2 separate regions of the Homo sapiens genome follow, and region 1 is linked to region 2. The links are chromatin loops, found by intact Hi-C in ENCODE. Cell type or tissue: PC-9. All regions are shown on one strand.

Evidence for each region. Peaks named below come from ENCODE experiments on the same cell type or tissue, not always from the same donor. Only the 100,000 strongest peaks of a DNase experiment are listed, where the experiment ranks them.
Region 1: a loop joins it to region 2, with 2.6 times the contacts of the local background. A loop is called at or near these places in 1 of 110 quality-filtered maps.

Annotation. Positions count from the first base shown.
Region 1 is chr7:34,642,868-34,647,867 of GRCh38, forward strand. All of the region lies in intron 2 of NPSR1-AS1 (NPSR1 antisense RNA 1), which reads right to left. Among named protein-coding and RNA genes, the nearest start is that of NPSR1, 13 kb to the right of the region's middle. In PC-9, no CTCF peak of the experiment used is centred here; no DNase peak of the experiment used is centred here; H3K27me3 peaks cover 2,894 bases.
Region 2 is chr7:34,318,693-34,323,692 of GRCh38, forward strand. No RefSeq gene overlaps it. Among named protein-coding and RNA genes, the nearest start is that of NPSR1, 340 kb to the right of the region's middle. RefSeq lists an enhancer at 2,309-2,368. In PC-9, CTCF peaks have their summits at 2,465 (motif pointing right) and 2,671; DNase peaks (open chromatin) are centred at 2,419 and 2,819; H3K4me3 peaks cover 1,314 bases; H3K27ac peaks cover 665 bases.

The DNA of each region.
Region 1 (5,000 bases), 320 kb after region 2:
TGTGTGTTTGTGTACCTATGAAAAACTATTCATGTCTCAAATGAAATAAAAGAAGGTGGCTGTGATGTATTAGTATAGGTTCTCAATTTCTGTCCTAGGTAAGATGAAAAGCATGAAGATGCCTCCTTCAATCCCGTCATGGCCACAGTCTCCTTGTCATACCCATATAGGCTCTACCTCAAGTTGTGGGCAAACTTCTTTACCCACCTGTCATGAAACTGTGCTTTTTCTATGCTATCTCTAGGGCCCCAAGACTGTATGGATAGCTGCAGACCACCACATTCAGGAAGAGGGGCCAGATCCATTAGGGAGTATATTTGGCATTGAGCTGATAGAGAATAAAGGAGAAAAACTTCCTGAGTAGCTCCAGTCTTACCAACCCAGCTTCTGTTTCAAAGTGAGTTCATGATCAACGGTGGTCTCGCCTGGAGTCATTAGTCCAGAGAACATCCCAACAAAGAAGGTGTAGGAAGTTTTCCTAAACCTAATTTTTAGGTCAAAAAAACAAGACAGAGAGAGAACAAGATTAGGAAATAAATGGGAAGTTGGAGGAGCCCGGATCAAGCAGAAGTAAGCCCAAGAATGCAAGGGAAAGGTCTGAGGTATAATGGTATAGGTCTGAGACAGGAAGAGCTACGGAATAAGCAGAGCAAGAAAGTGCAGAGGGCAATAAGGAATCCTTTCAGATGCTTTTCTTCTACTCCAACCCCAATTAGATACACATGGGCATTGGTAATTTTGCCTTCTGAATCTCTGGGATAATACATCAACCACGTCATTTGCCCTGGGGAGAGGGTCTTTGAAATTAGCACAATAGCTCTGATTTCCTGCCAAATGGTTAATCAGAAGGGGACCTAATACATAAAGAGCAGGAATCTATTGTTTTCATAGACTCCTTATGCCTTGGGTAAGACATAATTCTAACTTGCTATTACCCCCTTCTCTGATTTTACACTAACTAGGGATATAACAGCCACCTCAAATGTCCCCAGATAGTCCACATCCCAGCAACAGCCGACTTCGCCAAATTGGGGCAGCGATTTCACCTTCATCTCACAGAGTTCAATGAGTATGTTGCCAAGGGACATTTTGAGTGCCAATTCACTAATTTTACAGAAACTCTGTAATTGGTTGGAATTGCTAAGGTCAGGGATTGTACATTTCTTGTCACCTTCCTTCAGAGGGCTAATTTCTGTTTTCTCTCTCGGATGCATTCTATAGCTCAAACAGCAGATGCATTCTCTTGCAGTGGTGAATAAAGGCCATTCTTGGACAGGCCCAATTGCTCTACTAAGTTAGAAGGAACCTCCTTTTTAGCTGACATATAATCAATCAGCATGCATTCGGTTTAGAGCAATGAATCTTCTGTAAGTGACAAGAGACTGGATTTGTTAATTTTGCTTTCAGCAAATGTACCTTAATATGGATATTTCTAAGATTCTTGGCAGCAATATAATTTAAAACATGGTTTAGTGTGACAATACAAGAGCATGATGTTCTGATTCTGATAAAATTTTGTCACATATGAGAGAAGGAAGAAAAAAAAGGTTAGTAGTTCAGATAAGAGAAAATAATTGGCTGAAAAGCTTTTATATTTGAGAATGATATAAAAGTGGAAAGTGAAATCATTGACATGAACTGAGAACTTTGACGGACCTTTACTCTGGAACCGCAATTGCCCAGCTGTGCCTGACATGATCCCATTTGAAGTCAGGGGTCATGATATAAACCTCTCATCTCTGATTTTCCCCTAACCAGGGCTCCAATGGACATCTCAGAATTCCTCAGAACCCCCACACTCTCCAACAGCTGACTTTGATAGTTTGCCTGTTACGAATCAGGGCAGCAATTTGATCACTTCTCATATGGTCCAATACATATGTTGTCAAGTAAAGTAAAAAGATAGCACAAGAAATTTTTACTAGATATAATTGCATTTGAATCACATCCAACTATGCATGAAAACAGCATAGATATCACCTAAGACTCTTACTAACGAAAGTTCCCCACAAAATATCTTAGTGCAGTGATTCTCAAAGTTGTGGTATATATCGGAATCACCAGGGGGAACTTGTTAAAATGCAGAAGCCCAGGCTTTTGTCTACTTGATGAATCTGAGCCCCTATTCTTTATTAACTCCCCCAGGTAATTCTAAAACACTTCTGAGTTTGAGAACCACTGATGTAGTGTTATAGAAAGTAAGTAGAGAAAAGGATGAGCTATAGATAAGAGGGCAACACTTTCTGCCCCTTTTCCCACTGCATGTAGGACATGTTGAGGAGTGGTTTAGCTGGATGGGAAAGCAAGTGTCTTTTTTCATCACTTTTCACTGAGCAGGCAGTTTCTCAATTGCAGCGCCTTCTCCCTCTGACTCCATGCCCATACACACATTATGAATCCGAGGGCCGGTGCCCATGCAGCCATACAATAGAGACAAGGACCAATTTACTTGCCAACTAAACATGTAGGGACATGCTGTCTATCCTCAACACAGATAAAACCTGCAGGTGCTCTTCCTTTGTTGAGCCCAGTGCTTCTCAACCTTGGTTGCACATTACAATTGAAGAATGTTTCAAACTCCCCATTGCCCAAGCTGTAACACAGTCTAGTTACAGCTAAATTGGGAGGAGAGCACAGGTTTTGGTGGTTTATAAGGCTTCCCAGGTGATTCAACATCTAACCAAAATTGAAAACAACTGTCTCTAATTCAGATTCTCACGAATGAGGCAGATTCATCCTGCATTTAAGAGAGCAACCTGTAACTCTAAGGTTACTTCTTCTATTGTATAGTCTCATGATTTGGTATCAGATTAAGTAGTTTAAAATATGAGAAAATGTGCACGAAGAAAAGTCCCAGAGATCTGATTGCCCATTCCTTCTCCTTTCCTACAGTCTTCAGTCTAGGTGACAATGCAAATATAAACCTGCTCTTTTCAGGAAGAAAATACCCACCACACCAACATATGGAAATAGAAAGACTGTGTAAACCTGATTCTTTTATAAGGCGTGTAAAGAGAGAAATGAGAACAGCACATTTGAAATTCAGATTTAATCAAGAAGTCTTAAACTCAATAAAAAGACAACTCAATTTTTAAATGGACAGAAGATTTTAGTAGATATTTTTATCAAAGAAGATATACAAATAACTAATAAGCACCTGAAAAAAAGCTCAACATTATTGGCTATTAGGAAATGCAAATCAAAACCACATGAAATAACACTTACTCATCACTGAAATGGCTATAATCAAAAAAACAGACAATAAAAGTGATGTCAATGATGTGGAAAAACTAAAACGCTCATTAATACATTGCTGGTGGGAATGTAAAATGGTGTGGCCACTTTGGAAAGCAGTATGCCAATTTCTTAAAAATTAAACACAAAGTTACCATGCAAATCAGCAATTCTACTCCTAGTAGTCTCTCCAAGAGAGATGAAAATGAAAGATGGCCACACAAAGACTTGTATGTGAATGTTTATTATGGATAATACCCCCAAAGTGGAAACAACGCAAATGTCTTTCAACTGGTAAATGGATAAACAAAATGTGATATAGCCACAAAATGGAATAATTTACAACAATAAAAAGTAATACAGTACTGATATAGGCCACACTATGCATGAACTTCAGAAAATTATGCTGCACAAAAGAAATCCAACACAAAGTCCACATATTTTATGATTTAATTTCTACAAAATGTCTAGAAAAGATAAATCTGCAGAGACAAAAAGCTGATTAGTGGTTGCCGGGGACTGGAGTGGATATAAAGAATGACTACAAATGGGCCTGAGAGATACTATTTGCGTGAGAGAAATGTTCTAAAATTGGATTGTGGCGATGGTTGCACAACTCTGTAAATTTACTAGAAGTTAATTAAGTTGTGTACTTAAAATGGGTGAATTTTATGATATATATATTATAATAAAGCTATTTAGAAAAACATGTAGAATTGACTTTACAATTCTGCAAAAATAATGTAAAAATTTAAGTAGATATAACATGCAAAAATAAAGCTTATTACTTTGGAAAAAATTACTTCAAAAATATGAAAATAGTTTAAGCTGCAGGAATTTTTTTAAAAAAACAAACTCTAAAATGATAATATTGAGCATTGACTATATTCCAGGCATTATTCTAAGTGCTTTATATCATTTTGTCCTATAAATGAGCCTCTAAGTTTGATGTTATGTTCCATTGTACTAGTATTGAAACTGAGGTCTAACTAGAGATAAAAGACTGATGCTAGAATAAGAAGACAGATTAAAAGGAAGATGGTAGTACTAAAGAAATAATTTGAGTAATTTATAGTGCGTTTGCATAATTGTAACTGGTATTAAAAAGAATGAAAAAGAGAATAGAGACCCAAATCTAGTGTTGATCAGATGAAGATTAAAGACATCACAGACAATGCAGAGAAAAAGGAGAAAGAGATTAAGGTGATCAGAGAATAGATGATAGATAGATACAGATGACATAAAATGAGGAACAGAGTAGGGATAATTAGTGTTCTTGGGGTGCAGAGGAGAATCAACATAAAAATATTAAAGATATTATTTAAAATGTCTTTTTAGCTGAAGAGAATTCTAAACATAAATAATACTATCATTAGCAAGAATAAATATCAGGCAATAATGTACCACAACTGCACTGAGCACACATCAGCTCCTTGAACCATCACAACAACCCTAGGAAGCATGAACTATAATTTCCATTTTACAAAGGATCCCTAGAGCTAAGATGACTAGATATCTTGTTTGCTTAGGACAATTCTGGTTTACTGCATGTAAACTACCTAAAATACCCATTTTATTCTCAAATTTATGAGTCTGGACAATAAATTACATGATCACCCTATTTTGAGTCTAAGAACTACAGGTGGTAAACTGCAGAACCAAAACTTATTGGAGAAGTCTCCAAAGCCTTTGTTCTTAACCATTTTGTTATACTAAATCTGCAGAGCTAAAGTGTTCATCACAAAGCGACACAACTTGTAAAAAAT
Region 2 (5,000 bases):
TCTTTTCTATCATGACCCAATTTGGGGTGCAGGAAGGAAGCAAGGGAAATGGGAGTAGAAGCCAAGACTGGGGAGACTAGAAACAGAAGACCCTATAATGTCCAACCTGACCTCTGCCCTCAAGTCCTCTAACCTTCAGAGCTAGGGATTTCACCCCCTCCTTTAGTTCCTGTCCAATCTCTGATGTGTAACCAAGCCAGGCACCTGGTCTTGCTCTTTCATGTGGGATCCGGGTCCAGGAACCAGGCCTAGAAACAAAGTTTTTGTCATACTCCTATGAACAAGCTCCTGCCATATATATTCTATTTGTAGGCATGAATCATTCATCTTTTGCCCCATTGAAATCTTAGAGTCCTGGCCCCAAGATAAAAATGGGTCCAATTTTTTTTTATTTCTTTTTCTCTAGCCTTATTTGTGCTGTTGGCTTTGCTCACAGTCTGTCCAGTTCATATTGTTTCCAGGAGAGGAGAAGAAGTCAGCAATGGGAAATGGACTTTTCTTAGGTCCTCTGGAGTTTTTCAGGCTGGAGTTCATCAATGAGATAAACGGCTTTCTAATCCCTTTGTATTATACCTTTTATCTTTTTCTTTGTGAAATATTTTGTCAGATTCTATTAGATACGAGGTCATGTTTCCTGTTTTCAAGATGTTTGAAATCTAAGGGAACAAAGAGAAAAATGGAGTATGATGTGCATCTTCAGACTGAGATAAATGGTAATAAGATGGTGATATACAGAGTTCTCAGAGGAAGAAAACTCGCTTTGAGCCATAGGGAACAGGAAGCCAGGGATTTGAGCAGAGACCTGAATGATGGTCTATTTCCCACAGGACAACCATTCTCAATTTTTTTCTTTAATGGACCTTTGAGAATCTCATGAAGATAGGGGAAGGCCTCTGAGAGCTGTGGTAAAGCCAGCTAATAATTAAAAATCAAGGTCCTGAACTGTAGCCATAACATCAGGATAGCCTGGGCAGGTCATTTTCATGATGTATCTGGATAACCTCACCTATAAAGCAGAATTGAAGGAGATATGACTAGTAATAACTCAGGCTTCTACTTGCTTTAAAATTTATAATTCTATCATCTAGTTTATTACCCTGTATAGAGCCATACTTATTGTTCCAAAGAGATTGAATATGTTTTTATCAAAAGAAAAATAATTCTTGTATCTCATCCCAAAATCACAAAATTATTGAAAAATGTATGCTACCCACACTGGAATTTTAAAGACCCTAACATTTCTCAGCTTCTAATTTAAGGGGTTCATTATAAATAATGAAGGCCAAACTTTACTGAACAATGAATATGTGTCAAGTAAATCGCTAAGTGCATTGCATGCATTATATCATTTAATCCTTCCATTAATTCAATGGATAAAGTGCTATTGTTATTATTATGTACTATATTATTATTCTCATTTTATAGATTAGGAAACTAAGGGCTGCAGCTATTAGGTTACTTTCTCAAGGAATCTCAGTCTGATTTGAATTTGGGCACTCAAATTCCACAGCCCAGGCACTTCAATCACTGCAATGGCTTGTTTTACTGGTGGGGTGACTTATAATGTTTCCTGGGCCACAGATACTTTGAAAATTGAATGAATTCACAGTCTGCAAGCTTGCATATAGAAAGTTTGCACAAATGCACACGTGCACACACACTCATATATACACTTAAACATGTGCACATACATATATATTTTCCATACATTTTAGGATCCTAGAAACTCTTTTGAGGTCTGTTCTATGGAGTTCAGTCTAAGCTTCCCTACTGAAGGCCAGAAATAGCTGGAGAAGACTGTGGAAAGACTGGTCAGGATTAGTCTGGACAGAGACAGCTCGTCCAGTCTATCTTTGCAAAGGATAGAGAGCATGACTGTTGGTTGCCACGCGGGTGGGGTCGGCCGGAAGACTCTGATGCAAGAACAACCTACCCCTGGGATCCTGCCAGCCTGGTGATGTCGCTGACCTGTCACTGCTCATGGGGCAAGGACATTGGGACTGATTTTGTCCATGGAAACAGGATCATCTTTCTCCAGTCACTCTTTCTTTGCCACAGTCCTCCTTAGCTTGTCCCCAAATAGAGTGCCCCCTCAGGGGTGACCTAGGCCTTTCAAAACCAGTCCAGAAAATGACATTAGATCTGCTACCCTCCATTATAGTGAGACATATAGTCATATTCAACGAATTAGGAACAAACATTTTAAGAGTAAGCATTCTCAAACGATGTGTAAAAACTTCAACGCAGTTTGCTTTTCCACTGAAAAGAAAATCTGAGAAGGCAAGGCGGGACTGTGGGTTCCAATAACAAGGTTACCTCCTCTCCTCCCAGCTCACCTTCTCACCTGGCTCTTCCTGAATTTCTGCCTGACCCAGATGCGGCAGTCTTTGCGAGTGAAAGGTGACGCGCTCTGTCCACTAGGGGGAGACTTGCTCACATTTATCCCCTGGCTCTAGCTAAGAATTGGAACTTGTTTGTAGCGGCAGCTCCTTGACCCGGTTTTCTTTGCTATGCAAAGCATTTGAATTTGATTAAAGAAATCCTCTGCTTAAATTTTCAACTCTCATTCCAAGAGGTGATGAGGATGCAGTAATGACTAGTGTGCAAATAAGGTAGTGACTTTCTCCAGTGCGCTCTGAGGTGCGTGGCTTGAACCGGCCTGGGAGGCGCCCGCAGCCCCAGGCCCTGGGAAAGCGCGGCTGCAGTGTCGCAGGTCCATGTGGGCCACGGTGGACCTAAGTAGGCACCGCACCCTGCAGCCTGCCCGGCCTGTGAAGTTTTTAGATTGTTCGGCCAGGCTGACTCACGCAGCTAAGGCAGGAAAATGTGCCCGAGGCGATTGCTGGTGGTATTCAAACAATCCTATTTTCTTTTCTATTTTTCTCTCCTCTGCCCGCCTTCAGTCCCTGTCCCCTTCCGTTCTCTCTTAGTGGCCTTTAGCAGTGGCGGGCCCAGCGATTGGTTCTCAGAGATAAAGGAACTTCTGTCTCCGACCTTGTCTGAAGATTGCTCCTCAAGTCTGTGAATTTCTTGAGGGATGTACATTCAAATAATGTTTGGAATTGTGTGTCTTCCATTAAGATGTGTAATACACATATATGCACAGGTACTTCTTTGAGTTTTAATTTTTCTGACTTTAGAAATAACTTGAGTTGAGTTTTGTTCGTGAAAGCAGAAGATGGAAGGAGTAAGTGTCACAGGTCCCCCACTGCTGTCCTTCCTTTAATTTAACTTTGTAATGGGCCTATGCATTTAGAGAAGAGCCAGGGAGCTGAGCTACATATTTCTATTTTCTTGTATTTCCCTTAAAATGTATTATTTGATACAGAATAGGTAGGGTTGTCCTTACATGTCACTATCCTCCATATCTGAGGACACATTTGTAATTTAGTGTCTACTTAAAAGCAAACTTATAATATAAAAAAGTAGTTTTAAACCAGAACAAATTGTTGTTATTTTGCCTTTTAAGAGAAGAAGCATATTTCATATCAGTGAGAAAATTGAACCCTCTGCTGCTACCTTTCCATTGCAGAGAGGTGGGAAGGGGACACCCAGAGGAGACAGTCTGTGTAGGGGACACTGATGAGTGTTTGGAGTTACAGTGGTAAGCCCTGAGCTGAGTTTGGGAGTCAGGGCTGGAGAAAAGGGAACTGTTCTTCCACCGGATGAATTTGGATAGATATTCCCCGACGACAGGTGGGGTGGAGGGCATCAGAAGACCAGAGAATGGAGGATGAAGATTGGTGTGTTTGAGAGATTTAAAGTAAAAACTGACCCCAAGATGTAAACTTGGGGTCCTCTATTTCCCAACTCATCAGTAAAGTCTGTACAGCACAAAGGAATTCTGTTGATCCTTCTTATTTTTTATGGAAATCAAGAAAAATGTGTAAGGCTCCTTTCGTGTGTGTGCATTCTTTCAACTAATATTTATTAAAATCTGCTGTGAAGCAAGTTTTATTCTAGGTGCTAGTGATACAGAGGTGAACAAGAAAATAAGATTCCTACTCTCTTAATCCTTACCCTTGAGTGGGGGAGAACAGATGGTAAATAAACAAAAGTAAACAAGGTCATTTCAGAGAGCAGCAAGTTCCATGAAGACTAACAAAATGGTAGGTGTTGCAGAGTAACTGGGCTGGGAGTGGGAGGGTATGTCAATATCCAACCAAGAAATGAAAACCACCTCAGGATTTTTTTTTCCATTTTTAAAATTGTAGTAAGATACACATAATGTAAAATTTAGCACCTTCACTATTTTAAACTATTAAATGGTGTTAAATATACTCATAGGTTGTACAGTCATCACCACCATCCATCTGCATCATCCTTTTCATCTTGTGAAACTGAAACTTTATACTCGTTACACAACACTCCCTGTTTCCCCCACTCCCCATCACCTGGCAAGCACCATTCTACTTTCTGTCTCTAAGATTCTGTCTACTCCAAGTACCTCATATAAGTGGAATCATACAGTATTTGTCTTTTATCTTTTTGTGATTGACTTATTTCACTTAGCATAATATCCTCGAGGTTCATCCATTTTGGAGAATGTGTCAGAATGTCTTTTCTTTTGAAAGCTGAAGAGTATTCCACTATATATGCATGCCGTATTTTGCATATCCAGTCATCCTTCAGTGGACACTGGAGTTGATTTCACTTTTTAGCTATGAACATGGGTGTGCAAATATCTCTTCCAGTCACTGCTTTTAATTCTTTTGGATAAATACAATCACTTTGAGATTTTTTTTAAAAGATCTTTAATTCAGGGCATTTATTACAAAATTAGTGGAATACTGGAGGAGCAAAAGGGGAGATTTTGCCAGTGGGAGGCAATTGGGAGATTAAAAGGAAGCGGGGAGGGAGAGGCAGGGTGTGGTGGCTCATGCCTGTAATCCCAGCACTTTGGGAGGTCGAGGTGGGCGGATCATGAGGTCAGGAGTTCCAGACCAGCCTGGCCAACATGGTGAAACCCCTACTAAAATACAAAAATTAGCTGGGCGTGG